Linked DNA regions of Mus musculus: regions 1 and 3 are each linked to region 2. The links are chromatin loops, found by intact Hi-C in ENCODE. Cell type or tissue: gastrocnemius. All regions are shown on one strand. Each heading gives the region's core, and the rest is flanking DNA. Links, peaks and the distances in the headings are about the cores only.

Region 1 (9,953 bases), core at 873-8,872, 590 kb before region 2:
GGAGGGGGTGTTCACACTCAGATCCAATCACAGGGCTATCTTCATTGTTCCTTTATCATCTTAGCACATATCATTCTCTGATGTACTAATCTTTAGATTATTTGTCTGTGCATGGAAATGTAGACTTAGTAAGATTAGAGCTTTTTCTTGTTTCTGGCTTACTGCTGTACCCTTACTGTCCAGATAATAACCACAAAGTGTGTTTACTAGTAACTTGTTTTCTTTTTAAAGATGTGTTTTATTGGGGAAAGGGAGGCTCTGCAGAGACAGCTCAGTGCTTAAGACCCCTTGCTGGAAAAAATGCCTTTTCCAGAGGAGCACAGTTTGATTCCCAGCACCCACACAGGGGCTTACAGTAGTCATAACTTCAGTGCCGGGTGATCCATTGCCCCCTAGGGTACCGCACACACATGTGCATTGGCAACATGCAGGCAAAACGCCCATACACATACAGGGAAGAGAGAGAGAGAGGGGGGGGGGAGAAAATTTACTTATTTACAAGTGCGCACGCGCACACACACACACTGTAAGAAGTGAGAAAATGTTTAGGTCTTTAGGGATTTCAGACTAAGCCAAGTATAATGGCACATGTCTGCAATCCCAGCAACTCAGAAAGCTGAGGCGGGAGGATCTGAAATTGGAGGTTAGTCTAGAAGGAAAATAATGACAGCCCCCCCACCCACAATCCCTAAACTGCCATGGGTTGGCTCGTGCCCTTCTTGAGAAACAGAGCCATGGAGTAGCCACAGGGCCATCAGTTTTCTTGCCTGGACTCACTCCCTTCCAGCTGCCCACACAAGGCGATGAACATTCCCTTTGAGCAGCTTCTAAACCACCCTTCAGAGTCCCATCCCCCGGTGCTTTCTCCGGGGCCGCAAGCCTCTTTACAAGACAGTTTCTTTGGGTTTCCCAAAGCAGGACACCCTGACACTTGGCATCCCAAACAGGCTTCTTATTTGCTTCCACCACACACAGTGGGTTCTGGAACATTCTGAGGAATGGGCTCTTCTGGCCAGCAAAGTCAAACCCAAAGAATCAGATAAACAGCAGCGGCCCGGCCTCCACCCCTCTTGGGGCTGATTCATGAGGCCCAGGCGTGCCCTTTAGCTGCCAGCACAGGGCCCTGTGTGCTCAGAAAAATCCTGCCTGGGGTCTGGGGCGGCGGCAGGCTCCTAAGAAGAGCACCGCCTACATAAGCAGGCGTCTGCCTCTGCCCGGGAGCCCATCCGTTATTCTCCGCCGCACAAACACCTTCCACTTTGTACTAACATTTTGGCAGTTCCCTACAAACAAGCACTTAGCGCTGCTCCATAACTCTGCGTTGTTGCTGGGCCTTGGCTCCCGGCTGGCACAGGCAGCGGAGTGGGCTGTAAAAACAACAAAAAACGTCTGAAAGCGAATGAACCATTTGTGCTTTTTTTTCCCCTTCTCCTGCATCCCCTGCTGCTCCCCTGTGTTGTGGTAGATACACAAGTATGAGTTCAGACTTTGCACCACATTGGGGGGGGGGGGGGAACAGCTATGTGAATTTCAACAGGATGGCTTACAAGGCCCCAGGTGTCACTTTGTGTCCTGGGGCGGTGGCTTCCTGTATTGTTGCCCTGGATCTACAGACTTCGAGTTCACCTACGACTCACTCAGTTTGGGCTTCATTTACCATCTGGGTACCCATGCGACAGGCTCTTCTGAAAGAGAGGGTGAAGGGTCTTAAACACGGTTGTTGGCTATCCCAAGTCCGTCTCCACAAGCCTGGCCCAGAAGGACCTTGGGTCTAACAAATAAAAGACTTAGAGCTTTGCCTGGCAGAGTTACAGCATTGCCACCACAAGAGCCAGGTTGTGAGGCTGCTGATGGCCTCTGCATGGCTCTTCTAGCCCCAAACTAGCAAGGTTGCTCCAGGTCTGAGAAACAAACCATCTGCCCAGGGCCCCTCTCTGGGTGCCCACTGCTGGCTCAACCTCTTAGCTAGTACCTCTTTGTATGTTTCCTGGATCCGCCAAGAGCTCAAATTTTGTCTAAGGTATTTGAGAGGCCCTGCCAATGTTATGTACTGGGTAGGTGACCATACATTTCTCCTGAAAAATGGAATTTAATTCTTGAAGGGAATTTCTTCCATCTGAAGGCAAAAATGCTTGGGCTCACAGTGGCTTGCCTGGGGTCACACAGCTAATAAATGAGGATTCTGGGATTGCAAGGAAGGTCAAGAGTGCAAAATTAATTCTCAGGGCCAACCTGGGCTACTTGAGAACCTAGTTAAGCTGGGTGGAATGATGTACATTTTTAATTCAAACACTCGGGAGCCAGAGACAGGTGGATCTCTATGAGTCTGAAGCCAGCCTGGTTTATGTAGTGAGTCCAAGACCTGCCAGGGCTACCTATGAAAATATCTAAAAACAAATGACAAACAAAACCAAATTAATCAGGGAGAGGTCTTACTTCTGGGTCATACCTTTTTACCTTCAAACCATCTTCAACATTTTGCCAACTGTGCAACACAAGGAACTGTGCCCTCTCCTCTTAGGCCTAGGGCATCTGTACAGTGAGGGGCCTGGGTCTGGTCCTCCCTCTGATCTTCTGTCTTTTACATGTAACTGTGGTGAGCTCTGGTCTTCAAATTATGCCCATCCTTCTCCTCAGGTACCTTTCTCATTCATTCATTCATTCATTCATTCATTCATTCTTTCATTCTTAGTGAGGCACTTACCTCCAGCTGCCTCTGGTCATATGCACAGCACACCAACAGGAACCCGCCATGGATCGGATCGTGTGACCAACTACAACAAATGTGTACACTCCAGCTCACTGGCAGGTTCTTAAGTTCTGGCACCTACACTCAGGGACAGAGCAAGCTGAGACACCAGAGGGTTAGAGACGAAGCAAGGTCCAGGTTGAGCAGGGAGGTGTAGCTGATGTAGGTCTGGCTCGGGACATAAGCACTGAAGTGGGTAGTATGAGCTGGCAGGCGAGGGTAGCAAGCCCAGTCAGTCTCAGTCATAATTGGAGGTGAGGGCACAGGCTAACCTGAGCTTGGTTCAAACCCGAGCCTAAGTCAGCTGGCTGGGGAGATGGCTTGGAAGGTAAAGTGTAAGGAGCAAAGCTCAGAACCCCAGAACCCAGGAAACCGTCAGATGGGTGTGCTGGCCTGCCTCTAATCTTGATTTGGGCCAGGCAAAGACAGGGGATGCTCAAAGGTAGCAGAGTAGCTAGACTAGCCAAATATGGGAGCTCTGGGTTCAAGTGAGAGATTTTTTTGACTCAATATATAAAGTAGGAAAGTGACAACCTCACCCAACAGCAACATCTGACCTCCATACTTGTGTGCCTTCCCATGTATGTGTGAGCATGCGTGCACACACTACACACACAGGCGTTACACAAACAGAAAGTAGGGGTCTGGGAGGGGAGGTCTAGATCCACTGTCCCCACCACAGATTCCCCACAGATGAGCAGGTGCTAATGGCTTTGTCCCAGGGTGACTGGAAGCCATGGAAAGCAAGCAGAGGCCAGACCTGTTAGAAAAATATCAACACTCTAAAGACCTCACAGCCTCAAGGATAAGTCCTGTTATTATTCTTATATGGACGGGGTAACCAGTAAGAGGTCTTCCCCACTTCCAGCCTTAGCTTTGAATCACACCAGAAAGATTTAGACACAGAGTCCCAGGGAAAACAGCCTGAACAGTCATCTTTCCCAGGGGAAACCCCAGCCTCTGACTGGCCACAAGGTTCTGCGTGCCTTGCCACTTAGGCCTGGGAATTGACAGGCCCAGCCCACCCAAATTACCCTCAGTGGGCATCTGCCTTTGGTTAAAGGCACAGCGCTTCTTAGTAGCTTAGAACATCAGCCATAAACAGAGCATCTGCATGGCGCATGGTGTCGTTTAAAAATAGCTCAGGCTTGGGAACCGCATTTTCCTTCCCTGGGAGTTCTTGGAATAAGAGCAGAAGCATCTTTGGTAAGATTTAGCCCTCTAACACGTTTCTCCAGTAAGCCATCTTTGGTCTCAGGGCCCTGGATAAGAGCAGGCTGCCATGCTGGCGCAGTCCTCCAAACAGCCACGAGGTGGCGCCATGGCTGCCTTGTGGGGGTCTATAGGCCCCAGGGCCCCCGCACTACAGTCTTGGCTCGCCCACCCCTGGGCCCGGGAGCTGGCTGCGGGCAGCGGCTTGGCAGCCTAGATCTGGGGGCGGATGGCGGGTGGTGTGGGGTTTCAGCCTCCCCGGAGGGCCCTCACTGCTGTGTGCTGAGCAAACGTTCGGGCCTGATGTCGGCAACATGCGGAACCAATTTACAGGGGAACTCGGCAGCCAAATCAGCCACCTTTGGGCGGGAGGCAGGATCTCTGTCGCCCCCAGGGGCTCAGGAGCTCCTGTTTGGAAAACCAGAGGTTTCCTTATGCTTAGGGACAAGACCAGCCCAGCTAAAAGTGTGGAGTCAGGGGTGAACTCACCTGTCCTAGGCAGGGCATTTTTAACCCAGGACTCATTGTCGTGTTTCATAAACTACCTAGTACCCAGGTCATCCTCCAGGCCATCTGCCAATCTTTAGGGAGTGCGAAGACAGCACTAGAATAAACCAGGAAAGCAACGTGGGTTCAGGGCACTCACACTAAATAATCTGACTCTTCGGCTGGGCCAGGGCACTTAAACACAGACCCCTCAAACGCAAGGCCATGGGGCCTAGACCGGAGCTCCTCACAGCGCGGGCACAAAAGCAAAATGAGAGAAAAGGTTTGACTCACAGTTCAGGGTCCATCATGGCAGAGTAGTGACTGCAGCAGACCTTAGTGGGATCTGGTCACTTTGTGTCCACAGTCAAGAAGCAAAGAGCAGTGAGCCCATGGTCACCTTTCTCATACAATCCACCATTTTCTACAATCTAGCCCCCTCCAGCACAAACTGGCTCTACTCACAGTAGGTGCATATTTGCATCTCACTTAACACAAGATAATTCCCCACAGGTCTGCGCAGAGGCCCTTGTACCGGGTCTCATCAAGATGAGAACTTTGACCATTTGTGGGGCAGCTGTGTTGACAACCACTGCAGTGCAATACTCTACTCTTCAAGCTTCTAAAGACGCCAGTCTTCACATTGTGGTTCAATGGAAGAGCACAAAGCCCTGGAGTCCATCGACAGGACCACCCCAAAATAAAAGTCCTTAAGTCCTATTTCCTTCCAAGCCAGCCAAGTGACAGCCAAGTGCTGGCCCCAGAGCCAGCCAAACCTAGCTTTCCTTCTGCCTGCTGCACGCTGTGGCTACTTCCCATGCCCTCTAGCTCCTCCATTGCTTCCTTAGGCTGACTGATACTGGGAGTGCTCAGGCCTGCTCAGGTCTGCAGAAAGAATTCATCTGCCTCGAACCAGCAGGTGTGGCCAACACTGAGAACTAGATGGGATTCCTCTGTCTTTTGGTTAATGTAGGAAGCCCATGGAAGACCCAAAGGAGTAACAAAAGACACCATTTGTGGTCCCCAGAAAGTTTATGTTTTTAGTAAAGCTGACAGATAGGAATCAGTGAATCACAGAAATGAGTGTAAAATAACAACATGGCCCGGTGCTGCAGGGGAGGGCTCTGTGGAGCTAGCCAAGCATCTGCAGGTATCAGGAAGGCTTCCCAAAGACAGTGAGGGCTAAAGCTGCCTCCAGGTCAGGTAAGGAGAGAGATGTTGCTGGTAAAGGGCTCACATGACAACGGACCAGCAGCATGTGCAAAGCCACGGGCCTGCTCCGAGGCACCTGACACAGAGAGATGAGCTTAGAGCAAGCCGCAGGGGCTGGGCTATGGACTGGAACCTTGTTCTGTAAATAAGAGCAGGGCTGCTGAAAGGGTTAAAGGCCAGCAGGGCTTTGAGCCTGCTTGTTGAAGTTGGTGATAAGGAAGACCAAGTAGAGTGTGTGTACTATTCCTCCAACCGGAGGAGGGATGGATGGCATGTGATTTCATATGCTGAGCAGCCCAGTGGGCCAGATGCTAAGGGAAAGACTCTACAAGTGGAGAGAACCCAAACTGAGGCTTCCTTGTCCCTGGTCAATGAGACTGTTCCTGCCACACCAAACACTCCAGAAAATAATCAATTAATTTCTTGGGTTGATGACATGTAGTTAAAGTGTTTTTGTGTTTTAAATACCCATAAGCAGGAGAAGCTGGGCATGTTGTAAGGGAAGTAAGCTCTCTTTCACGTAACTTCACAGGACAACAAGAGCCAGGCACACCAAGATCTGGCCATGGCAACAGAGCCAACCAAGCATGTGCTGCATCCAGGATGGAGGGACCTGTGAGCTCGTGGCCTCTGCCAGCCAGTGCAGTGCCTCCCTTGCAACCTTCATGGCTCAATGGTCAGGGTTTATAATTCATAGATAGCAGGAAACATGACATTTTATACAGTGCTTCATTTAAATGTACAAATATAATCCTGGCACTGTGTTAGATGGGCAACGAAGGCTGCTATCCCTAGATACAGGCATATGGAGCCTGGGAGAGCTGGGGACCAATACCCTTGGGATGGAAAGCTCTGGCCTGCACAGAGGCCCGAGGAGAGGCAGCATGGCTGACTGGCTGCGGCCAGGACTTCATGTTGTCAAACAAGGATTAGTGATGAATTGTGAGGCACGTGACCTTGAACGAGAGTCCGATCATCTCTTTCCTCAGCTATAATAGGTGGATAATAATTTGTCCTGTCAAGCAAATCATGGAGGTGATGACACCCCATAATGTGTAAAGCGTGGAGAGTAAGAGGCCTTAGTATCTCCCCACAGAGGCTCTGAACTCAGGACCAGGAGGGTAATGGAGGAGCCTTCCTCAGGGCTCAGGAAGCAAGGGCCTCTTGCCACTTCTTCCCTCGCCACCCGACTGTCCTTGTGCCCTGTAACAGACAGGATCCATGCCTGTTGAGTTCCTGCCTGCCCTCACCACCTGCCACCAGGGTGCAAATATCTAGTGGAATGGAATGCCTCCCTCAGCAATGTCTGTGTGGCCCTGTCCTGTCATTTGTATGCCCTCCAAATGCATACCCTCCATTTGGGGGGGGGGGGGATAAACTAGCCTTGAACTAGTTGTGTAATTGAAGATGACCTTGAACTTTTGACTTCTCTCTTCTACCTTAAGCATGCCCACTTTTATGCACTACTTGGACAAGAACCCAGACTTTGTGCATGGGAGGCAGGCTCTCACGGTGGGAAAACACGAAGCCTTGTGGCTGGCGCTTACCGTGCAGTTTTGTTCCCACATTAGCAAATGGAGAAGCACGGGGCTGAATCAGAAACAAGTGAGCCAACATTCTTCAAAGCCCTCTACATATGTCACGTAGACCTCTTATACCAAAGATCCCATAACTGTCAAAAAGTGTACCACCAGCTGGGGACCAGGTGCTCAAACACATGAGTCTAAGGGGGACATTTCTGGCCCAAACTTTATAATAACAATGTATTTTACCATTTAAGAGTGTTCACTTTCACCAGTCGTGTGACCTCTGACAGTGGTACCTGCCAGTAGGCACATGATGAAGAGGGCAATGCAGGAAGATTGTGAGTTAGAGGTCACACACACACACATATACACATGTGTACACACACATACACATGTGCGGACACACACATGCACACACATACACACAGGGCAGGGAATAGCAGAGAATTTGCTTCTATTCCTAATTCACTAAAAGTTTACTGAGAAAAATGAGATTTGGTGGGAGTTGAGTGTTTTCCTGTATGATTTAGGTAATAATATTGGTTTTCTCAATTGTTCTTTTAAATGTAAATTACATGTATTGCTTAAAAAAATATTAAACCAAGAGACTGGGGAGATAGCTCAGTGGTTAAGCGCATTGGCTGCCCTTGCAAAGAACCAGGATTTGAGTCCCAGCACCCACATGGTTGCTCACAACCATCTGCAGCTCTAGGGGATCCAGCACCCTCTCTGTCTTTCACGGTGGCTGCATGCACATGGCACACATTAACTCATGCAAGCACACACATTACATACGAAAGTAAACAAAATTACTGAAGAAATAAATAAAAATAATATATTAAACCAATCTTGACTTCCTAGAATAAACCTCTCTTGGTCATGATTAATTTTTCTTTTGGTACGTTCTGGAATTTCACTTGCATACATGTCAAAGATTCTTGCATACATGCACTAAAGATGTTGATCAAGTTTTTGCTCTTCCCTTTGTCTGTCCATCCCACCCATCCATTTCATCCATCACACCCACCCATTGTTGTGTTTTATAAAAAGAAAGAGACCAGAGATATGTTTGGTGGAGTCGTGGTATGGTGTGGGAGAATGGGGTGCCTCTGCGGGGCCCATGCTGAGGCATCCCTTCCCCTGAGGGGCCAGCCACACAAAGACAGTTTAGTATAGAATAGAGTTTATTTAGGGCATGGGGAGGGGAGTTGAGGAGGTCGTAGAGGCAGAGAAAGGCAGAAAGAGAGCAAGAGTGAGAAAGAGAGAGAGAGAGAGAGAGAGAGAGAGAGAGAGAGAGAGGGGAGTAGAGGCCGGCCATGAGCACATGGAGAAAGAGGGGGAAGGGGGAAGGGGAGGAGGGAAAGGGAACAGGAGCAAGAGAGAGGAAGGGGCAAGCAGCCCCTTTTATAGTAAGTCAGGTACACCTGGCTGTTGCCAGGTAATTGTGGGGCAGAGCTTGGACAAAATGCCAACACCCGTCCCTTCTCTTCCTTCCTTCCTTCCTTCCTTCCTTCCTTCCTTCCTTCCTTCCTTGCTTCCTTGCTTCCTTGCTTCCTTGCTTCCTTCCTTCCTTGCTTGCTTGCTTCCTTCCTTCCTTCCTTCCTTGCTTCCTTACTTCCTTCCTTCCTTGCTTGCTTGCTTGCTTCCTTCCTTCCTTCCTTCCTTCCTTCCTTGCTTCCTTGCTTCCTTCCTTCCTTCCTTCCTTCCTTCCTTGCTTCCTTCCTTCCTCCCTTCCTTTCTTCTTCCCTCCCTTCTTTTTTTGTGATGTCTCTGCCCGGTTTTAATATCAGGGTAATACTAAAATCTTAAAAGAAACTCTTGAAGCTTGGCATTATTTATTTCCTTTCATACTTGAGTTTATCAATGCCACTTCCAAACCTGGAATTTTCTTTGTGGGAAGAGTTTGTAACCACAAAACATCAAATATTTTTTAAAGACTAGGAAATTATTCATATTTCGTACCATTTTTTGAGCCTCCTTGCTAATTTTTAAATTGCCCTCTGTATCTAAGACTTCAAATTCATTGACCAAAACACAAAGCATTTTTTTTCATAGTTTTCTCTTATCTGTTGCGGTCTCCTTCCTGTTGTCCAGGAGGCTTACATCCCTTCTTTCCCTCCAGTCCAGCCTCAGTAGAGGTTTATCAATTGTATTGACCTCAAAGAGGAAGCCACTGATGGTTTCTTTGATTTCCCCCATTGCTTTCTATCTACTAGCTCATTGATTGTTACTGTTTATTGTTTCCTCCTTCTACTTACTTTCAGTTAAAAGGAGACTTTAAGCACTTAGGTCCACCTTCCTAGAATGACAAACTCATTTGCAAATAGCAGCTCTGCTCCCCCTCCCTGCCTCTCCCATTTGTCTATCCATTGATCCCAGGGCTGTTTTTTGTTTGTTTGTTTGTTTGTTTGTTTGTTTGTTTAAACAGAGTCAGCCCGCCCTGTCATCTATCCAATGGCAAGTCATAAAAGCTGGCTGCAAATGACATGTTTTTAGGGGAACATGCCTATGCTGCAACTCAGCTCTCCCACCCTGGGCTATGTGAGGCTAGACTTCCTCAGACCCTTGGTGTATGTGGGTTGTCTAAAAGGTCAGGCCCCTCCCCTGTGCAGCCCAGACACACCTGCTTTCTAAGTGAGTGAAACTCAGGTTGTAAGCTACACACCACACTTGCATGCTTCAGATGCGGCTATGCATTTTCAGGTATTCCTTGTGATCATGTTCTATTTTGTTTCCCCAAAGTCACTATTTCAATGGGTGGTCTATTA
Region 2 (9,953 bases), core at 1,191-9,190:
GACAGAGTTCACGGAATAAAATTTCTATAAAAAGATACGTGCAAACACCACAGACAGCTTCATACCTGTACAGCAATAAATAAAATGGCTGAACGTCTGTCTATTCTATGGAACTGAGTGGGTGACACATGTGCATTAACTCAGCCTTGCAAAGACTAGACACTAGAAAGAAACAATCCCAGAGGGCTAAACTGAAGCCTGGAGATGTTGAAAACTTTTAAGTCGACCAGACTAGCACATAAAATTGCACATTCAGATATAAACAATTATTGAATAAAAAGCACTGTCCCTCCCACAATAAAAGCCCTAGCCCGGATCAAGATCCCCCTCTGAGCTATGTGTAGAGTGGACTAATGGTGTGGCAGATGCAGAATGCCTAAATGAGGAGAGGCCTGGAACCTTTTCTCAAGGCATAGACAACTGGAAGACCAGAACCAGAGGGAACATAGATGGTGTCCGCAGTGGTAGTTGAGAAAAGAGAAAGAGGTACGTGAGAAAACTATCTGTGGTTGCTGGCAAGAGGCAGTGTACAAGGGGTCGACCTCCCTCAAGCAAGGCCCAGAAAGGAAAAAAAAACAAAAACAAAAACACAAAACTGAGGTCAGTGGAGACCTACATCAGGAACAAAGCTAGGAGCAAGATCCTAGTTGATCAACATAAGCTGCAGAGACTTTAAAGGCTTCTACTTTGTAGAAACTGACAAAAGAGAGCTCCTTTGAGGAGCCTTCTAAGGAGAGACACTGAAGTAAACAGAAGAATCTGGAATGATGAGCAACAAGAGGAAGACCTCCCATAGATAGAAGCAAGAATAAAAGAGAAATTGTTAAGCAGGCAATGGAAGGAAGAGGCTCCTAATGTATACTCCATGTTAATTAGCTTCCATATGAACTCCAGACAAGAGAGAGGTGGGATGGAGGTAGAGAGCACACCTAGGATGAGCCTGGAGAAATGCAGAGACTGGCTGTTTCTGCTTTCTGGAAAACAACTGGAGGGTTCAGAGTTTAGAGGCTGTGTGTTAAAATGGCTTGAAGGCTGGTTGGAAGGAAAGGAGTCCTTAACAAGAAATGTTGAGATTTCCATTGCTCACAACTGCCTCCAGATAGCACAACTAGAGAACCATGAAGGGTACCTAGTAGGCCAGATTTTTATTTAGCAGTGTTCCTTAGAACACTGGACCGTCCATAGACCTAACATCCAGAAGGAAAGTCCAAATCTGCACTTCCATCTGAGAAAGCTTCCCCCATTTGTGTCTGAGCAAGGCTCCACCTGGCCCAGCTCTGAATTCCTGAGCCTTGAACTCTTCAGCTGCCTCAGCTGCCTTCCTGAGAATTCAAACCAGAAACCCTGTCCAGAAACCCTGTCCAAATCCTACAGGTCAAACCAAATGACCTGCCCTAAAAAGCTGCAAAGAGAAGTGCCAAGATAGGTGTCAAAGACCAATTCGCAGGGAAGAGCCATTCAAACAGATGAGCCATTGCATAAGCAAACATGGGCGCCACTGGGTTCCTCCTAATTGCTGAGGCAGGTTTGGCTTTCCCAATACCAGCACATTGGTCTTTTAAAATCACAGAGTATTCTGGGATCTGGGAAGCAGAACCAGCCGACCAGAAAACAGGCCTCTGGGCTGGCGGGAGGCAAGAAGGAAAAGAAAAAGATTTCTGTGATCCAAGGCCCTAGTACCTTCTGAAAAGGAGCTCAAGAGACCGCTTTAGATTTCAAGTCATAAACTAGTACCAAAGTAGATGGCTGAGGGGCAAACAACCCAGAGCAGGTGACATATTTCGTCCCAAAGGAAGAACACTAAAGTTTGGGGTCTGGGCGTCACAATCCAGACTGCACTGGGTGACATGTGGCCCGGGGGAAGTAGGGGTGTGTGCTTGCTAAGGGTTTCCTCCAAAGCCTTGAGCACCAGCTGTACTACGCAAGTGGGTGAGGCAGAAAGCCAGGCATCCATCCGCTGGTCTGGTGGGCTTCCCACCTGATCCGCACGCCTGCGGGTTCCAAGAAGTCTATGAAGGGCACCCGACACCGCATCCCAATCCTGGAACACACAAGCTCACTTCTAGGGTCTGGAGCCAGCTCGACTTGAACCCAGCCTTTGAAATGCCAGGACTGAGAAGGGAAGAAGAGGCCAGCGGGTGGGGCTGACTTACCTGCCTGCTGCGGTTGCTGCCTGGGCGCCCGCTGTGTTTGTGTCCCTTTGCACCTCGACCAACCAAAGGCAACTCGGCTTTGTTAAGTTTGGCCTCGCACCTCCAGAGAAGAGGCACGAACTGGCAGAGACAAGGCGCGTTCCTGGAGAGAGGTTCCCCCTGAACTTGGGAAGGGCAATGCAATTAATCCTGCTTCAGAAGTTAATATTTAAAACACCCACGCAAAGAGAGAGAGAGAGAGAGAGAGAGAGAGAGAGAGAGAGAGAAGAAAGAAAGAAAGAAAGAAAGAAAGAAAGAAAGAAAGAAAGAAAGAAAGAAAGAAAATAGAACAGCCGTTAAAACCTCGAATTCTCCCTTTGAAAGGCTCTTTTACACTAACCGGGCGGATCATTCAGACCTACATGACTTCATCTTAAGGTGGCCAACTTCTCGCAGGAAGGGCTTCATGGCTACTGTGTAAACAGGACAAATATGTCACTCACTCCAAAACACCAAGGAGAACTTTTAACAAAACGAAGAGTATGTGAACGAGTGTAAAAGGCAAAAGGGAAGAAGTTGAAAAACTTTAATTACAGCGTGGAGAAAAGTTTTCGCCATTGGTCTCCTTAACCCTGGATGACAAACACCCAAGCGCTCTCGCAGCCCGCGGCACTTTTGTTTAAGTTTGGGAGAAGCAGATAGTATCAGCTCCCAAATAACAGTGCCCTTGGGACAGGCAGTGCCTCAAAGAGGTTGGAACTCGGGTTTCAGCAACAAAAGCAAACTGTGAATAATATTCTTCGTCCTTTAAGATAGCATTTCGCAGAAGGACAAGGCACTGCGCCTGTACTTTAAACGGATGGAGAATAACATTAAATTTCATCTGAATCTGAGAGTCATCCAGTTGAAAAAAGCATAGCCACGGTGACAAGAGCAACAGAGCACTGTCACAAAGGTAGGAAAAGTGGTAAAAATGCATGAACTTCTGTTTTCAAAGAACAATAAAGATAAATAAAAAGTAAGTTTTCTAGACATGCCTTTCCTAGCTTAGGAAAGTTAATTTCCCAATGTGCTTTTGCTGTCAAAGGTGCAAAGCCAAGGCGAGGGAGTGCGTGGCTGGAATCTGCATGCTGATAAGAGAAGGGTGATGTACTTACAGTGACAGAGGGCAGGCTGCGGGAGAAAAGCTGTTTGTGTTAGCCTGCGAGTTACCCAGGGCTGCAGTGAGAGCCGAAGGGAGGAGGCGTGGGAGTGCCCGTCTGCGTACACCTTCACCGCGTCTCATTACATCTGCCAGCCTCTCTCTCCCTCTCTCTTTCATTTCCACATTCCCTTTGTTCCTGAAAAAAAAAATCTACACGTCACATCAGAGTCCCCAGATGCAGTCTACACCAAAGAAAAAAATGAATAATTCAATCAAACTGTGCATAGTCTCTAAGGCAATAAATCTATCGCACTTAAAGAAACGAAGGGTAATTACTACCATAGAATTAGAATAAGGCCAAAGACCAGAGATGTCGCTGAGTCTCTGGATAAACTCCACAGTCAAATAAAGTTTCATTTATTTGATCCTTTTTACATCTTGAACGGGAAGTCAGACAAAAAATTAAACTTATTTTAGAGCTATTCGCATCTTTTGAAACACTGTCTAGAGAGTGGGGGAGGGTATTAGAGGGTCTACCTTGTTCAAAAGCTCCCAAAGACATCAGCTGAGCGCCCGGCACAGACACCAACCAAGACAATGCGTGCTGGTGGAGTCTGTCCAGAGCCCATTTCTCCCACTCCACCCTCCTCCACTCCCCTCTCAACAGCAGAGCGCCCTCCGCTAGCCCACAACTGTGACTCTACAGGAGGGCAGCTGTAATCTGAGAGCCTTACCTGCGGCAGTGCGAAGACCCCAAAGAAACTGTCTTTCGCTGCCACCAACACCCCGTGCCATTCCTACGCACCCCTCCAAAGTCCTGTAACCATCTAGTTCTTCCATCTGCCTACAAGAAACTGTATACCGGATTTCCCCCCCCACGACTGAATGGAAGCTCTATACGGAACTGACTTCTGGATATGCCTTGGGTTGAGTTAAAGCGATGTCTGGAAAGGAAAAGAAGGGGAGGAAAAAAGGAGGGGGCAGCTCAAGCCCTATCCAAGTTAGTCAGAAGGCGGTGTTAGGCGGGAAGCGCCTACGGGAGAAACAGCTGGGCTGCACACTGGCCGTGCAGATCGCAGTTCTAGGAACCGTGTCCTTCGTCCCTGAGGTAAGACTGTATGACTGCCGCATGCTTATTCTTTCACTGTCCGTGTCTCTCTTCTCCGCCCACAACTACCCCTACCCCTAGGGTCGGCCTGCGCGCACCCTAGAGGACTCCAGCGCAGCAAAGAGTTGTATATACCGGAGCCACTCATAAATCGTGGGTGTCACTGAACAGAGATCTGCAAACCTGCTGTTTGCCACAGCAATCAAACCCTCTGTCCTGCCAGTTGCTCACTGACCCAGGGTACTCAGGCCGCACAGTGGGCAGAAGCCCGGACCAGCCAGATCACAGGGGACGGGAGGGGGGTTGGGGGGACTGCAGGCTCAGGTGACGCCAGGAAAGCTCCAGCGTCCCAAACGGGGCTAGTTTCCATCCTAGAAGCGCTTCTGCCTGCTTCGGCGATACAGAAGCGCAGGCTACGCGCACGTGCGTGTACACACAGAAAGAGAGTCATTCAGTCATTCAGTCACGCACGAACGCACGGCTGACATTCCGGCCCAACGATCCATCTACAAGGGCCCCTTTAACAGTCAATTCAGCTCTCGGAGGAGCCGCTGGGAAACTGGAGTTCGTGGAGGAGCCCATGGGTGCCAACTGCCAGTGCAGCCTTTGTTTACGTGCCTCGGTCGCCACCTTGAGGTGGAGCTCAAGAGTGCGCTGGGCTCAAAGCCACTACGACCCATCATGCAGGCAGAGCTGGCAGCCAGGACGACCTCCGGGACAGTTTTTGTTTTGTTTTGTTTTTTGTTTTTTGTTTTTGTTTTTGTTTTTGTTTTTGTTTTAAGCCTACGAAGGTCCCCCTGGAGCAGAGGAGTCCCGGAAGCCGTACTGCTGGGAAACCCAGATCAGAAGATGGCAGAGCGACACCTGCAAAGTAGCTAATGCCAGTACTCAGTGCATTCTCTCACTAGACTACAAACCTGGGGTTAGAGAACAGATCCGAGACCCGGACTTTCAGCACTAACTACCCAGGCAGGGAACGGGTAGATACCTTGAGAAAGACACAGCCTCGGCTCCTACAGGACGGAGGTCATGGCTCAGGGCGGCCTCGGCCTCCCTTGGGTTCCTTTGCTTGCTCTTCGATGGGAGACAAAGGTACTTAGAGATGCAAGCAGTCATAAGCAGAGGTCTTAAGATGAGAACTGAAAACAAGAGAGGAACGTTGAGACAGCATAGCTATGTGCTGCAAAAGCTGAGTCTCAAGTGTCCCACTTCCCAAAAACTCAGGCCTTCTGGGCACCTTAAGAATAGGTTTGGCAAAACAGTAGTGTGCTATTAATTGTATCACCTGCTTCCATCGTCTTAAGCTCATTTTCACTCACTGCTCTGCAGATATATTTGCAGTTTGTATATCAGGCTTTTAAGAGCCCTCTTGTTGAATCTTGCAACAACCTACTGCAGTTGTTCTTTGTTATTCCTGGACAACTGCCTTCAAGACTTGGAGGCATCTTACAAAGCCATCCCAAAGGTTCTCCTCAGAGAACTGCCCTGAGAACACTTCTGAGATTTTTCACTGCTGCTTGAGTACATAAATGTTATTTAAATATGATGTTTTACAAAAGGAGAATTGTTTAAGAAAAAGGACACTTGGGAACTATTTTGAGTTATATGAAAGCTTAAACCAGGACTGGCTGACACCAGCTGTGGCCTCCAGTATTTGGCCAGCAATAAATAAATGAAAGAAAATTTGTAAATAGGTCCACAGCAATATGATGCTAATAGCCAAGAGGAAATGTTTTCTCTGAAAGGAGAAGCAACAAGCCTCGAAGCCAGACCTCTCTCCTGATTTATGCCACAGCCCAGCAAATCAACAGTGCCTTCGCTCATGTGGAAAGCTGAGTACTATTGAATACAGTACTGAATTTTCCCAGGGAATCCCAATCATAGAAACACCTGTGCTAAGTAATGTTATTCTAATCCACTATGAAAATCGTAAGTATGTAATAGCCCTCAAATCATCTCATTTCTTAGTCACAGTGGGGTGGGCCAACTTCATGGAAGAACATTAGGCTTGCACAATGCTCCAAAGCCTTAACTCAAAGGAAGCTTGGCTTTACTATACATAATACTGGCCATTCATTTTATCTTAAATGAGACGGGCAAACACTAGAGCCAACATAACTGGCAGAAACCAAGCTTAGGTAGAAATATCAAAGAACTGGAAAATACATTGAATGTGTAGAGACCAATTCCATAATTTTTAAACAAAAATCCTTGCAATATTAAGCTGACATTATTCAATGGGCATACTTCACATTACTATAAATAGAAAATAAATAGGAAAATGTAATGAAATTACGCCATCAAAAATACAAGGATCTGGTTGGAAACCACTGTAACCCCTACCACCGCTCCAAGCCCCATATAAACCAACCGTGCTTTAAAATCATCAAGCTAACCTGTTTGAACTGCTCCATGAAAGAACAAGTCAGGATTACAGCTGCTTTACCACTGGATGCCACTGAAGCTAATGCCAGGCAAACAGTCACAGGAAATAGAAAGGCTTATCACACATCCAAATGCTCCTTTGAAAAGCCTATATGGAATTTGGGGTTTTTTTTAACCAAAATAAAAGTGATCTGGACAATTTACAAATTTAACACACAGGGTGGGGGGATACAATGAAAAGTTATGTTTCAAACACAGCAGTAAACTCCCTCACTAAAACTCCCCAGTACCCCCTCTCAGTGAGTGTGATACTGAGTTGCCTTTGCACCGTGGCCCACTGTCACACTGCCTCATAGGTGCTGACTGACTGACTAAACCTTCCTTCCAGACCAGAAGTTTACCACTCGCTACGATGACTGTCATTCCATTTAGGATACACTCGAGCTACACAGGAAACAGTAGGCAAATCAATATGACACCTGTTGTAATTGCCTCATAAAAGACAGACAAGGGTCCGCTCACCAGTTGCTGCCAGCAAAGCAGCTTACTGACATTGTCCTTCTTCAGAAGTTTGATTAGTTGCTTTAGAATTTTATGTTTTATGCATTGTGTTTTTAAAACTGAATTTGGTGTCCTATAATTTTAAAATGTGTTTCTTAACAATCTCTCTTTTGAAACTACAGATTGCTTTTTAAAATGTCTAAGTATAGGATTTCTGTTGCATTCACCGAGAGCCTAACATGTGAAAAGAAAATAATTAAAAGCATGTTAACCAAGGATTTATGTTTTGCATTTTTATAATTCAATGAACACGAATTAAAAATGACTTTTATAAAATATATTAGCAAAAATGGTGTTTGATAATTCCACCTGATGTTAAATTATCTTATTCATTATATATTGTTTAAATTAAATTACCTAATTTTTATCAACCAACAAATTATATACATTTCTAAAATAAATTTTTTTAATTATACATTTCTAATTTTTCAAGTGGTATATCTAAAAGCATCTTTATTTAACAAGAGAGTCCATGGTTATAAGCCATAGACTAAATAGCATATTTTATTTTTGAATCAGTCCTAAAAAAAATTCAACCTGTATTTCAAATCAAAATGTTTAATATCAGTGCTAGGCAAATATCCTTAAACTGATGATACATGTCATTATCATACATCATAACCATACAATAGCGATATGAGCTTCTTGAACTCAAACAACTAAAGTTGAAGGAATAAGCCAGTGTTCCCAAGGATTTGAATAGTCACTGTTGCTTAAGTAGATCATTGGATGTTATTGAATTTTTGTTTTTATTAGTTTTTTTTTTACATTAGTTTGAGGATATTGTCTTTCCAGTAGGGGTGGAGAGAAAAGCAGCCATGTTGAAAGTCAGCAGCATGTGTTCACGCCCGTATTCATTCCTATTGCTTCAAGAAAACAGGCAGCGAAAGGTTCTCTTATACATGCTTAAAAGTTCAGTAACTGTAGCTTCTGAGGAAAATGCATAAACCCAAGAGTTCATATAAACCTCTTCGGATTGAATGCAGAATGTTAACCATCTGACTCTCAAAGCTGATGAGCGCAGTAGCAAAATGAATATTAAGCAAATGACTGTTGCCTACACTCACTAGAATTAGCATACTTCAGATTATAGTTTATAAATTTTTAAGAACATGAGCATCATGATATGGTTGTCATAGAAACTGCAACAATATGTCATTTAAATTAATTTTCTATGCAGTGATAAGGCCTAGTTCTACATCACTCCAATACAAGTTTAAAAAGCAAAAGAAACGCAGTGAGAGTCCAACTTCTACCAGCTTAGAAAAGGATAAAGTGCAAATGTTTTAAAGAAAGAAAAATGACAATGCATTCTAATTGCATAGTAAGATGGCAATTTAATAAAGGTTATAAAATGCTTTAAATGAGCACATTCTGAAAAAAAAGTTTTTATTAACAATCAGCTACTTCTTTTAGTATTCCTTACTCTTGTTACACAGGCCTATTTATAGGTAACAAAAATTATTGGTTATTATGTGTTACTTAATTATTAAATTATGGATGCTCTTTATGTTCTTGAAAGATGGGTGCAGTCACTTTCACATTATAAATTCAGAACAACTAGAACAGAATTTTAATATTTTTAGTGATTACTTCAACAGAGTCTCTGATTTAGAAAGAAGTGCCACTGCATTACTGCAAATGCCTTCATACTATATCACTGCCAGGGAGTCTCTGTTGACATTAATGGCTCAATTATTGGAACAGAAAAAGCCTATGAAAATAAAGCATATTTCCTAAAGACAGAAGATTTCATGTCCTAAATTAATCTGTCTTTTGGCTACCAAATATCTTTTCCTTATATTTTCTATCATTGAACATTTCGATATGGAATATATCCATGAAATTTTAAAGTCTATATTATATACTTAAACTCTGTATTTATATTGCTTATTTTGTATGTAATTTAGCCTTTGTTGGTAATATTTCAACTAATTGCAGAAAGAAATTTCATGAAAGCACCAATGAGAATGTTGTACTTGTACAAGTGATTTCTGAGACATGAATGAAGGGACACATGTTTTTACAGTCTGAGAAACAACCTGAAAGGGAGATAGAAACGTATATAACATAGCTTTCTTGATAGGATTAAGAGGATTCCAACGCTTTTAAATGCCAGTTTTTCTGACAATTAACAATGAAAAGCAGATGTTTACAAAGCTGTTTCCTATGCTGTCTTAAGAGACGATAAAGGATGGTTTGTGGATAGTAAGAATGAAAAGCCAGATAACTGCTTGCCGGGTATGTATTTAAAAAGCATTTTCATTGGCTCACTTATTGTTAATAGAGAAAGAAAAACACTTTGTGCTGCACGCACTGCGTGACTGTGACTATAGAAACTGCCATCATAAGTCCTCAAAAACTCCTCAGATGTAATTTACAAAGATAATAATAACACAGGATTATTTCACTTCTCTGAATGCCACACATTTGCATACCAGAACTTTGTACAATGTAGTCATAATGCACATTGACAATGGCAAGGGCTCCATAGCACGTTAGCTGCAGCACACGGTCTGTGCTTCACACAGTCTGTCTCACCAAGCTTTACTCACTGTTGTCAGTGTTTTTCTTAGTAAGCCAGGTGTCCGCTGCATACAGAACTGAGAGACCACGTTAGCAA
Region 3 (9,953 bases), core at 605-8,604, 500 kb before region 2:
TACTTTGGTTTCTTTCCAGTTGTTGTCCTTGGTTTTCTTTTCCCAGTAGCCCTCTTCCCTGTAGTTCTTATTTACCTGTACCACTGCAAATCACTCCTAATGACTTTTTTCTGCATTAAGGCAAACCATATAGTTCTGTTAACAGTTTTTCTCCCTTAACTCTAAGAGGACTAAATCTCAAAACTGTACTTATTGCTAAATACTTATGATGTTTGAATAGAAGATGTTTTAAAATTAAGGTGAATGCAACTCAGTCACTGATGCAGATAGGTGTATGGTACAACCTAGAACAGCTCACAATCCCTGCTCTGAAAATTCACGGGCCCCTTAGAGGATCCAGTATGCCAAAATTCTTTCCACAATCATACTGAGACATTATTTGTTCCTTTCCTTTCCTTTCTTTATTATACACACAATTGTGCTCAAAATGTTACATGACTAAGGATAAAATTTTAGTGACAAAGCAGAGAAAGAGAGCCTATTTCCAAAGTGAGTCAGGCACTAAAGGGGACTGTAAACATTAAAAACAATGCTGTCCACATGATATGTTTGCTTTACATAGCATGGTTAGTGTTAAAAATGTTACTAACATTGATAACTAATTAATTTGCTACTGTGTTAAATAAGTATTCTGATGTTTCAGTTTTAATATCTAATATGATGGATGTTGGTTGTTATCATCCATGGAGTATAGATCATACAAATTCAAAGTCTTTGAAGTCTTTAATAATTTTCAGAAATGTGGAAGGGCCCTAAAACCTCAAGGGTTGATGACACCCTGGCAGGAGAAAGGTTAGATCTACAAGGATGAAGGCCTAGAAAGTGCCTGCCCGCCGGGAGGCAGAGGCAGGCGGATTTCTGAGTTCGAGGCCAGCCTGGTCTACAAAGTGAGTTCCAGGACAGCCAAGGCTATACAGAGAAACCCTGTCTCAACAAACCAAACCAAAAAAAAAAAAAAAAAGTGCCTGCCCTAGTGAGGGGCTTAATTAATAAGTATGTTCTATGTTCTATACATTGCCCAGATAATAGCTCCTCCAGAGCTGGGCACAAAACCACTACCTGACTGTGTTGAGTCTTAACACATTTACTAGAAGTGATAACTAGATTTTGCATTTTGACCTAGATACTTGTAAGTAAAACTGAAAGCTTCCTATCTGCCCCAGACCCTCACCTCTGTTCTTAAAAAGCATCGTGAGTCCTGAAACCCTGTACCAGTCCTCACCGTTCCTCCCAGTGAGAGTGCAGAAGAAATAAGAAACACAACCAAGTAAGGGTTTTTTTTTTGTTGTTGTTTTTTGGTTTTTTGTTTTTTAATGAATTAAGCCTTAAACCAGTAGCTAGGCAACCAATGAAATAGCCCTGACAACAGGGAAGAAAGAAAGAAGGTAATGGTTGCATTCAGCCAGAGTTTACACACAGCACACAGAGCTGCCCAGTGCTGCTGGTTCAAATGCAAAATGCAGCACTAATAAAGCCTCATTGCTTTTTTCAAATTGTATAGAGCTTCTGATTTGTGTACATTCTTTAAGTATAACTATATATGTTCATCTCAAAAAACATCCAGGAACACGTGTTTATGTAGCATGCTCCTGACATGTTCAGTAAATTGTATGTTTTGGAGGTGTGATATACCCCTTGGTTTAATTTCTAAGTAAAACTTCCCTCTCCATCTTCTGCAGGTGCGGAAAACAAACAAGATGATGAGAGAAGACATGCTGGGGTAAGGTCTTAGCTGGCCTTTGCTTCCCAACCAAGAAACAGGGACAGCAAAGCCCATATCCTTGACAGATCAAGAGAGACACACTGTATGTAACAGATAGTATTTTTGGAGCCTAAAGCACTTTTTAAGTATTGTTTATCATGTTCAAAGAATCATTCAATGTCTTTTGAACTGACTGCTGCTCTCCTTTGCAAACAAAGGTGATCATAGATTCTGCCCCTTCCTGTGAAATTTCCACTGTGGTTTACATTCCTCCATAGTATAGTTTTGGGAGCAAAGGAAACATAGAAAACACTGCAACTGATCACACTAGTCAAACTGCAAAGACAATAATCGCAATCAATTGGTTCTGCATATACTTGATTTGAAAACAGTAAAATCCCACTGGTCTGTATAAGGAGTTCAGTCATTCTGCTGTTTGCTAAATAATTTCCTCTCAGCCCCATTTCAGTTACTGCTGTATGGCTGCATTGATCTTTTGATTATGCTTACCTGGTCATGCAACAGTAAATATCTGAATCAGCTGTAGAAATAACAAGAAGCTGTAGCAACTGACCATGAGCAGCAGAGCCCGCTTACTGTTTCCCTTCCCCAATTAGAAGGGAGCTTTATACACTGCGGTGCTGATGGGCTGAGCTTTGCAAAGTCAGGCAAGAAACAAGGACCTATGCTTGGAAAAATGCAACAGTTGCCTTTTAAGACACACACACACACACGGGGGGGGGGGGGGGGGGGGGGAGGAAGAGAGAGAGACAGACAGACAGACAGATGTATATCTGCATCATTCAACCTTCTGTTTATGAACCCAGAGCCAAAGAATAGCCAAGCAGGGACAAGGCACTGTGGAGACAGAAAGCAGGAGGTTCATGCTGCTCTATGTCTAGCTTTTCCTTGTGCCATCAAAGGTTTGGGACAGTCAATACACAAGTTCTTTTGTATGTCCTAGGATTAAAACTATCATAGAAAGTTGCTAACTGAATCAGATACAATTGTCTATGTGAAAATAGTCTTCGGATGAGAAGCACCAAGACTCAAATCCGTTTTTTGCTCTAAGTCCGAAATGTCAGGAAGTGCCTTCCTTTCTACCAGGTAAGATGTAAAAATCCCTTCCATCCCCTCATATAAGGGGCCTGGTGGTGGTGGTGGTGGTGGTGGTAGTTGAATGGTTTGGTTTTATCAGATTTCAGCAAACCCAGGACCATGAACAGGCTCTCCACCAAAAAACTCCCTCTTCTACTCTGTACTTTCAGTCACAGCCCATGTACTTCAGATACAGGTAAAGTGTGGTCTTTATGTCACTGTGGCTCACTTTGTCATCTGCTGAGGGCCAAAATCTTTCTCAAGCAGTTTCCAGAGGGTGGTGGCTCAAGCCACATGTGTATGCCTGTGAAGCCTGCCCATTTCTGAGCACTGCAACCTGACATGATGCCCACACAAGAACATTCTCCAGCCAATCGCTGAGTCCATTCATAGGTCAAATGCACCACAGACCATTCATTAAGAGGGCTACCCTGCCTCACCTCTCCCTTAGCCAGATGCCCTGAGCTTAGTTAGCTCTAGGACATTTATAAGCAGAGTGATTGAAATTCAGCCTGGGATTTTCACAACAAAAATACTTAGAATTATCAGAACAATAAAGTGTGGTAAGGAATTTACCATAATATGATCTAATCACACTGGTGCTCCGGCACAGATGGGGCCGGCTGGTGTTCTTGGTGGGAAAAGCTAATTTAGGATGGAAACTCAGCCTTCTGCTGGCAGGATGCTCACAGTGTGTGTGTGTGTGTGTGTGTGTGTGTATGTGTGTGTGTGTTGTGCACACAGAGGCTCTTGGAGATGATGGTGCAGAAGAGCTCCTGGGGTGCCGTTACAGTCTATTGTCCCCACAATCTATGTATTTAGCAGACCCTGAAGAGAGATGCTCCACTGGGGCTGTTCTGACCAATCAAATCAGTGATGTTTTGACATAGCAGACATTTGCTCAATAAAGTGAAACAGATCATGGATAAATATGTATTCATATGGACACACACGTGAGCTTGTGTGTGCTATGGAAACATGGCTTTTCTGTTCCAGGTCCATAAATGTTAGTCCACCCTGGTTATACATACAGTATCTATTTAATGACACCTAGAGTGATAAATGTGACAGGCAGTGGTAGGCACCGGCATGTAATTCCCCATCGCCTTTAGCACTGGAAGGGTCTATCTATGTATGTTACTTGGCCTTGCTTCAGCTAAAGACAGTCACCTCAGGTCAAATCCTCTTCTCAGAGCAGCTTTCACGAAAGGACTGACTGGCACTAATGTAAAAACTCATTCTCTCTAAACTTGGAGCAGTTCTCAGTAACTGTGGGGTCCTGGAGCTTGTGCAGGAGTTGCTGGTGGAGGCACAGGGCCACCATTTCCTCACCCGGTCCTGCTTTGTCCCTGTCCCTCCTACAGACAGCACTTTTGGAGAGTCACCCCCTGACACACACATACACACACCTGCCATGAACATCCAGCTAATGGCTTGCTCCCCAGGGAGCCCAGGTATGTGTGCTACATTCTTTTGTAAAGAATGATCAAGTATGAGCGAGAAGTATGCTTAGTCAATGACAAGGCTTGTGACAGCAATGCTATAAAACTTACCTAAAACTGTAATATGGGGTCCAAAGAACAAATTCCTAAGTCTAGTTTAAAGGTCTTTATATTTAAAGAAAACTGGGCCAGTAGTTCAAAGGTGGCAATTTTCAAGCCAGATAGTAACCTGGATTTGTACCAGTCTACTTCCTAGTCTTTCTGCATATTATATACTCCCTTTTGATTTAGAAGAAAAGGTGAGAAGAAATAGTGGTGCCCCTATGGAAGGAAAGCCACCAAAGTAGGATTGAGATATGAGTCATACGAGAGACAAAGCTGCTTTCGGGGCTCTGGATGGTCTCTTGATGCATTCCTCTAACAGCGACCGGCCTAGCAAGCACAGATGTTCCCTCTAGAGGCCAACAAGGCCCAGGTCACACAAACTTCCCCAAGCCGGAGGTCAGGAGGTCTGAGATCCTGTACTGAACATGCATAGCATCCCTAAAGCGCGTGGGCTTCCAGTGTCCCAAATTCAACCCCAGTAAAGCTAGCTACTGACACAATGAGACCCTTCAGCTGGGAAACCACAGCTTCCTGATTCTGTGAAAACCACATTGCCGTTTACCTTGAGGGACTCGGTTCTCTTCAGCATGTTATATTTTAGGTTGTAGTTTATTAGTGTGTTCAAAGTCAACCTCACTTCTCATTTTTCTCTCATAACTTCCAAGGAAAAGCATAGTTTTCTTTTTCATTTTTAACTTCAGATTTCTTCCTCCCAAACGAATTAAGAAAAGACAGTGGGAAATAGAAATTAGGCTTTGGGATTTGAAGTGCATAGTGTCCACATTTGACCTGCAGCTCCAACTGATCAGAGTAAGTAAGTAACTACATAAGATGCAAGGTACTACTTTTAATTTCTGATTCTATGGGTAGGTGTGTTGCCTGAATTTATGTATGGTGTGCCAGGTCCTGTAGGAAGCTAAGGGCAGCCACAGTCCAATGAGAACTCAGGGGGAAATCCCAACTTTACTATACTTTGGGAGACCAGCTCTTTCTGGGGTTAATCTAGTGCAATAAGATGGGGCTTGGAGTGCCCCATCTTATTACCAGCCCTATCAGCCCCATCTAACCCTGCACTCCAGATGTCTCCTGAATGTGACCCAAGAATAGAGCAGTAAGGTCAAGAGGTTGGGAATGAGCTATGCATTTGCACCCCTTGTAGAGGTTCACATTGTTTCCTTAAGAGAGAAGTCTCAACCTTATGTGGCTACAAATGTGGCCTTATTTTGAAGTAGAGTTTTTATAGATGTCTGCAAGTTAGAGTAAGGTCACAACAGATTAGATGGGTTAGAAAGTAGACACATAAGACAGAAGGCATATAGAAAAGACAGGAGGAAATCGATGTAGAATAGACACAAGCCAGGGTTCCTGCAACAATTAGAAGCCAGGAAAATAAGGGGGAGGTCATGCCAGGAGAGCTGCAGAGAGCACAGCTTGGGGACTGGCCTCCAGAGCCACATAGCTGAAGTCGCTGCCTCTCTATACAAGCCAATGCGTCCTTACTTAGGAAAGGGTTTTACACCTGAGCTTCCAGATGATCACACCACACAGGGGACTACAAAAAGCACCATACACTTCCAACTTCTTCAGGAGCAAACAGAAAAGCCCTGCAGGGAACTGGGGAAACCACAAGCTTTTCTCCATTGTGCAAACTCTGCCATGTCTCCTCACCACAGTCACTGAGGATTGAAACAAAGGGGAGGTTCCCGGCCTGAGCTCAGCAGCCTGCAGTCTTAGTTTACAGAATAAACACATGGAAGTGTTTAACACTTACTTAACTACTATTACTACTGTCTATCACAGAATTCATCTGTCTCTCTACAGTAGTTCCACAGTTAAAAGTAAATAAATAAACATTTTCTCATAACTTAGTGCCGGGCAAGTATTTGTATGTATAAAAGGAATGAGTTGTCTTATCGGGCATACACCTTCCAGTCACCCCATTTCCACATTTCTTCAAGAGGCCAAATGTCTCCTGTATGTCAACCAGATCTCATTCACACCCAGGACAGATCCAGCGTGGCATGAACTGAAGAGGCTTCCCAGAACCCGCCAGGTCTACCATGCTTTTCCCAGGCTATGACTTTTACCTCATGTCCTCTGCTGCTCCCTCTCCTATGACAGTCTGGCCACACTAGTCTGTACACCCTTGGCTCTCTCTGTCTGGAGTGCCTTCCGTCCTGTTCCTGTGGCTTCACCATGGCTTCCTTCAGGTCTCTCTCCTGAGTCTTAGGCCCAGGCAGTCACTACTGCCAGTGGCTTCTCCCCTTTAACTTTCTTCTTGGCTCCTAACATATATTCACTCTGTTTTGCATACTTGCTTGCCTCTTCATGGTCTCCTTCCCCTGTTAGTGTGTGCTCTGTTTAGCTCCATGCTTCATGAATCTATCTTAGAACAGGTACTACATAAGTGATTTGCTGGATCAAATTGATAAAAATGAATACAGTTTGAAATTTGCTTGTTTTTGGTTTTTACTTTTTGAGGGAAAATCACAGCATTAATGGTGAGCAACAATTCACTTAACTGTTGTGAGCTTATGTTTATATTCTTTTAAACATTCTTACACTAGATTTTCATTCTAATTGGATAATTTACAGACTTTATTAGAAAGTTCCTAAGTATGTCCCAGAATGGGACAGAGAGAAAGCAACAGGCAGGTAGGTTGGGTACCTGGGAGGCAACCTAAGTGCCCATCAGCAGGGATGTGACCATGTGACACAGGACGATAAATTACAAGGTGGCCCTCAAGCTGGAAGCCCAGATCTTTGGTAGCAAGTTAGGACCTGGAGGCCTAAAGCAAAAGAGATGCAGACGAGCTGGTGGGCCTGCCATGCAGTGGAGAGGGATACAGGATTACCTTCTCAGTCCTGCAGTTGCTCAGCCCCATGTTGTTCATGGAGGACAGTTTCCCATCAACTCCGTGTGGCTGCTGTTGTTGCTCCCGCTGGATCTGTTCTCGCATCTTCCGAGCCTCCTGAATGGCTTTCATCACTGTGTCCTGGTCCCCAAACAGGGCAGGAGAGTTGAGACTGGATAGTATATCTGCATACACAGGGTGAATTATTAGAGGCGTGTGGGGACATAGTCTCTCATGTGCTGGCTATGATCCATTCCCCAGGGTAACAGTGTATTCTCTGAACAAGGAAGGGGCACATTTGTTATTAAGGAAACTACAACACTAGTTAGAGAACAGAAAGTCAACCAAGCTGTACAGGTTCAGGGTGCAGGTTGCACATGGAGGATACCCCAGTACTGCAGGCTGTGTGGTTGTTTTCTACCCTCTCACGGAGGACTGGTCCAAGGTTCTAATCTTGTATATACTGGGGGGAGTATTTTCCCTGCTTGTGCCTACAGTATCAATGCCCCTACATTCCTGTCCTAGGTCTACTGGGAGGGTAACTGCTTTGCATGTATCTGTAATTTACGTACAATCTTTGCTGATCTGTGGGGGATGGACAAGACAGGGGTAGGCAGAGAGGCAGCTGAGATTTGTCCCCATCCTCTGTTTGTGTGCTATGTGGAGGAGAGCAGTTTTAAGCTCAACAGAATGAGACCTAAGAGGGCACATGTGCACTATGGTGACATCTGTATGTGTATGTTATGTGTCCACTGCAGGAGTGAGGGGGCGGGGAGGAACACAACACGTTCTCCATTCTCCAAGAGCTGGCTGGTTAATGAAGCATTCTTCTTATCATGCTGCCTCGGTTATTTACCAAGAGGATGACAACCCTGCCCCACCCCCAGCTTGGACACCCACTGCTCCCAGCCCTCTCCCCCACTCCCGCTCCTGACAGTGAAGCAGTATGTGTGTCGATGGCTTTCACATGAGCACAAATCCTAAAATCAAGTAAGAATAAACATTTTCCTTCAATATGTTCTGTGTAACCCAGGGGGGAAAATGAAATGGAAACTAATTTTCCTCTATGCTTTGCATTGTCTCAGCTTAAATAAATACTTTGTTGGATTGGTTTTTCCATTTTGAGACAAAGGAGGGCAATTATTTGATTTCTGATAGATTTCAGCTGCTGTAGTGTATTTGACACAATCTACTTGTGTGAGGCCCTTTGTATTTCACCACACATGTGTGTTAGAGGTACATATGTATATATGCATATACCTCACAGAGACAGGAACAGGAAAACCAGACTACAATCAAGCTTATATCACATGCCTTGTATGTACAATGTGTGTACATATATATGTGTACGTATATGTATATATGCATATATATATACCTACATATAGAAAATGTTGCAAAAAGTTCCAAAAACTGTCTATGAAAATGTTTTTAAAAGTCAGTTACTTTATAAAATATTAAAAACATTTTCTTTTGTTTTGGAAGTTTGCTGATTAAATAAAAGACCACTTTTGTGAAATACTATTTGCACAAGATTGCTGTCCAGCAGCTAATGCTTTTAGTCCTTCCCATCTGGCTTCTGACCTAAGAAGCTGCTGATAGGAGCAGGGCCTGGGACATACCAGCTCTGTCTCTATCCCTTTGGATGCACAGTCCAGGCTGTAAGTACTTTCCAAACAACATGTGAAAGTGACTGCACAAAGCCACTTCAAGAAGCAGGCCTCTGTTTCCTTATGTTGGTTCTCTTTTCTCATCTCCCAACTCCCAAGATGTCAGCCAAAAGAAACAGTTCGTGTTAACGTTCTGGATGTGTGTCTCCATCCTCTCCCTGAGGGGCCCTGACAGGGTGTAAGAATCTGTGGCTCCTAGGAGAGGAGCCTAACTGGAAATCAGAACAGACTGCTGTCCACATCCTAACGTCCCAACTGCCATTGGTAACAGCACATCTTACTGTCAGAAGACACACTCACACTCAGCCCAGTTGAGTGTACTTCTAACTGTGAGCTTCCTGATAGGCAATAAGGCTCCATGATTCAATACCACAAGGAAGAGGACATAGTAAGAAAATGGCCAGTCTAATCCCCACCACCCACGCCCCCATAGTCTTTATTTGGAAACCAAGAGACGTGAAAAGTGTGAAAAGTCTACTAACAATCCCTTAGTGCTTGCTTTGTTCCTGCCGACAAGTGCCTTCCTGTCTTTGTTTCATTTTACCAAAGCAGGCAAGCATGCTGGGATCCACCTATCATTGTCTTTCAAAATGGAGACTCTGGCAGGTGGACTGTTCTCTTCAGGCCTGCAGAAGCCCACAAGCTACACAATACTATTGACTTTTCAGGGTTTAGGAAATCCAAAACGACTCTAGTCACTAACTTTTTGGTTCAGCTGTGTCCTTGTAAAGCCCATGCTTTTACTGTATACTTTTCAAACAGGGGCAAGAAAATCCCTTCAAGTTCTTGAAAATGCCCTTCAGAGGGCAAGAAGGAACAGGCATATTGTGACATGCTTCTTGTATGAAGCCAATTCTTGATGCCCTTACAAAACTACGTCAGGGCAAAACTGACAAAACTCAGACCCTGCTAAGTGTCTGATGACCAGGATCTGCCATCATCCAAAAAAAAAAAAAAAAAAACCAAACAAACAAACAAAAAAACAAAACAAACAAAATAAAATGGACGCTAGCAGGACTTGTGACGATTTCTAAAATTTCTAGTTTGCACAAGATACTAAGTTGAGTCTGCTTCAGTGGGA

What was found. Hi-C counts contacts between places; a loop is a spot of excess contacts. Peaks named below come from ENCODE experiments on the same cell type or tissue, not always from the same donor. Only the 100,000 strongest peaks of a DNase experiment are listed, where the experiment ranks them.
Region 1: a loop joins it to region 2, with 7 times the contacts of the local background. A loop is called at or near these places in 11 of 42 quality-filtered maps.
Region 3: it touches region 2 in a loop (4-fold over the local background); 2 of 42 quality-filtered maps call a loop at or near these places.

Annotation. Positions count from the first base shown.
Region 1 is chr7:115,449,432-115,459,384 of GRCm38, forward strand. No RefSeq gene overlaps it. Among named protein-coding and RNA genes, the nearest start is that of Gm51455, 43 kb to the right of the region's middle. In gastrocnemius, for the core only: a CTCF peak has its summit at 4,055 (motif pointing right); a DNase peak (open chromatin) is centred at 4,105; H3K4me3 peaks cover 318 bases; H3K27ac peaks cover 1,555 bases.
Region 2 is chr7:116,035,388-116,045,340 of GRCm38, forward strand. It overlaps Sox6 (SRY (sex determining region Y)-box 6), which reads right to left and starts at 3,357. Exons shown (of 16, transcript NM_001025559.3): 1 at 3,290-3,357. In gastrocnemius, for the core only: a CTCF peak has its summit at 5,026 (motif pointing left); DNase peaks (open chromatin) are centred at 3,317, 4,018, 4,385 and 5,003; H3K4me3 peaks cover 2,833 bases; H3K27ac peaks cover 1,691 bases.
Region 3 is chr7:115,534,420-115,544,372 of GRCm38, forward strand. Sox6 (SRY (sex determining region Y)-box 6) reads right to left here. Exons shown (of 16, transcript NM_001025559.3): 12 at 7,203-7,387. Among named protein-coding and RNA genes, the nearest start is that of Gm51455, 42 kb to the left of the region's middle. In gastrocnemius, for the core only: a CTCF peak has its summit at 4,701 (motif pointing left); no DNase peak of the experiment used is centred there; H3K27ac peaks cover 883 bases.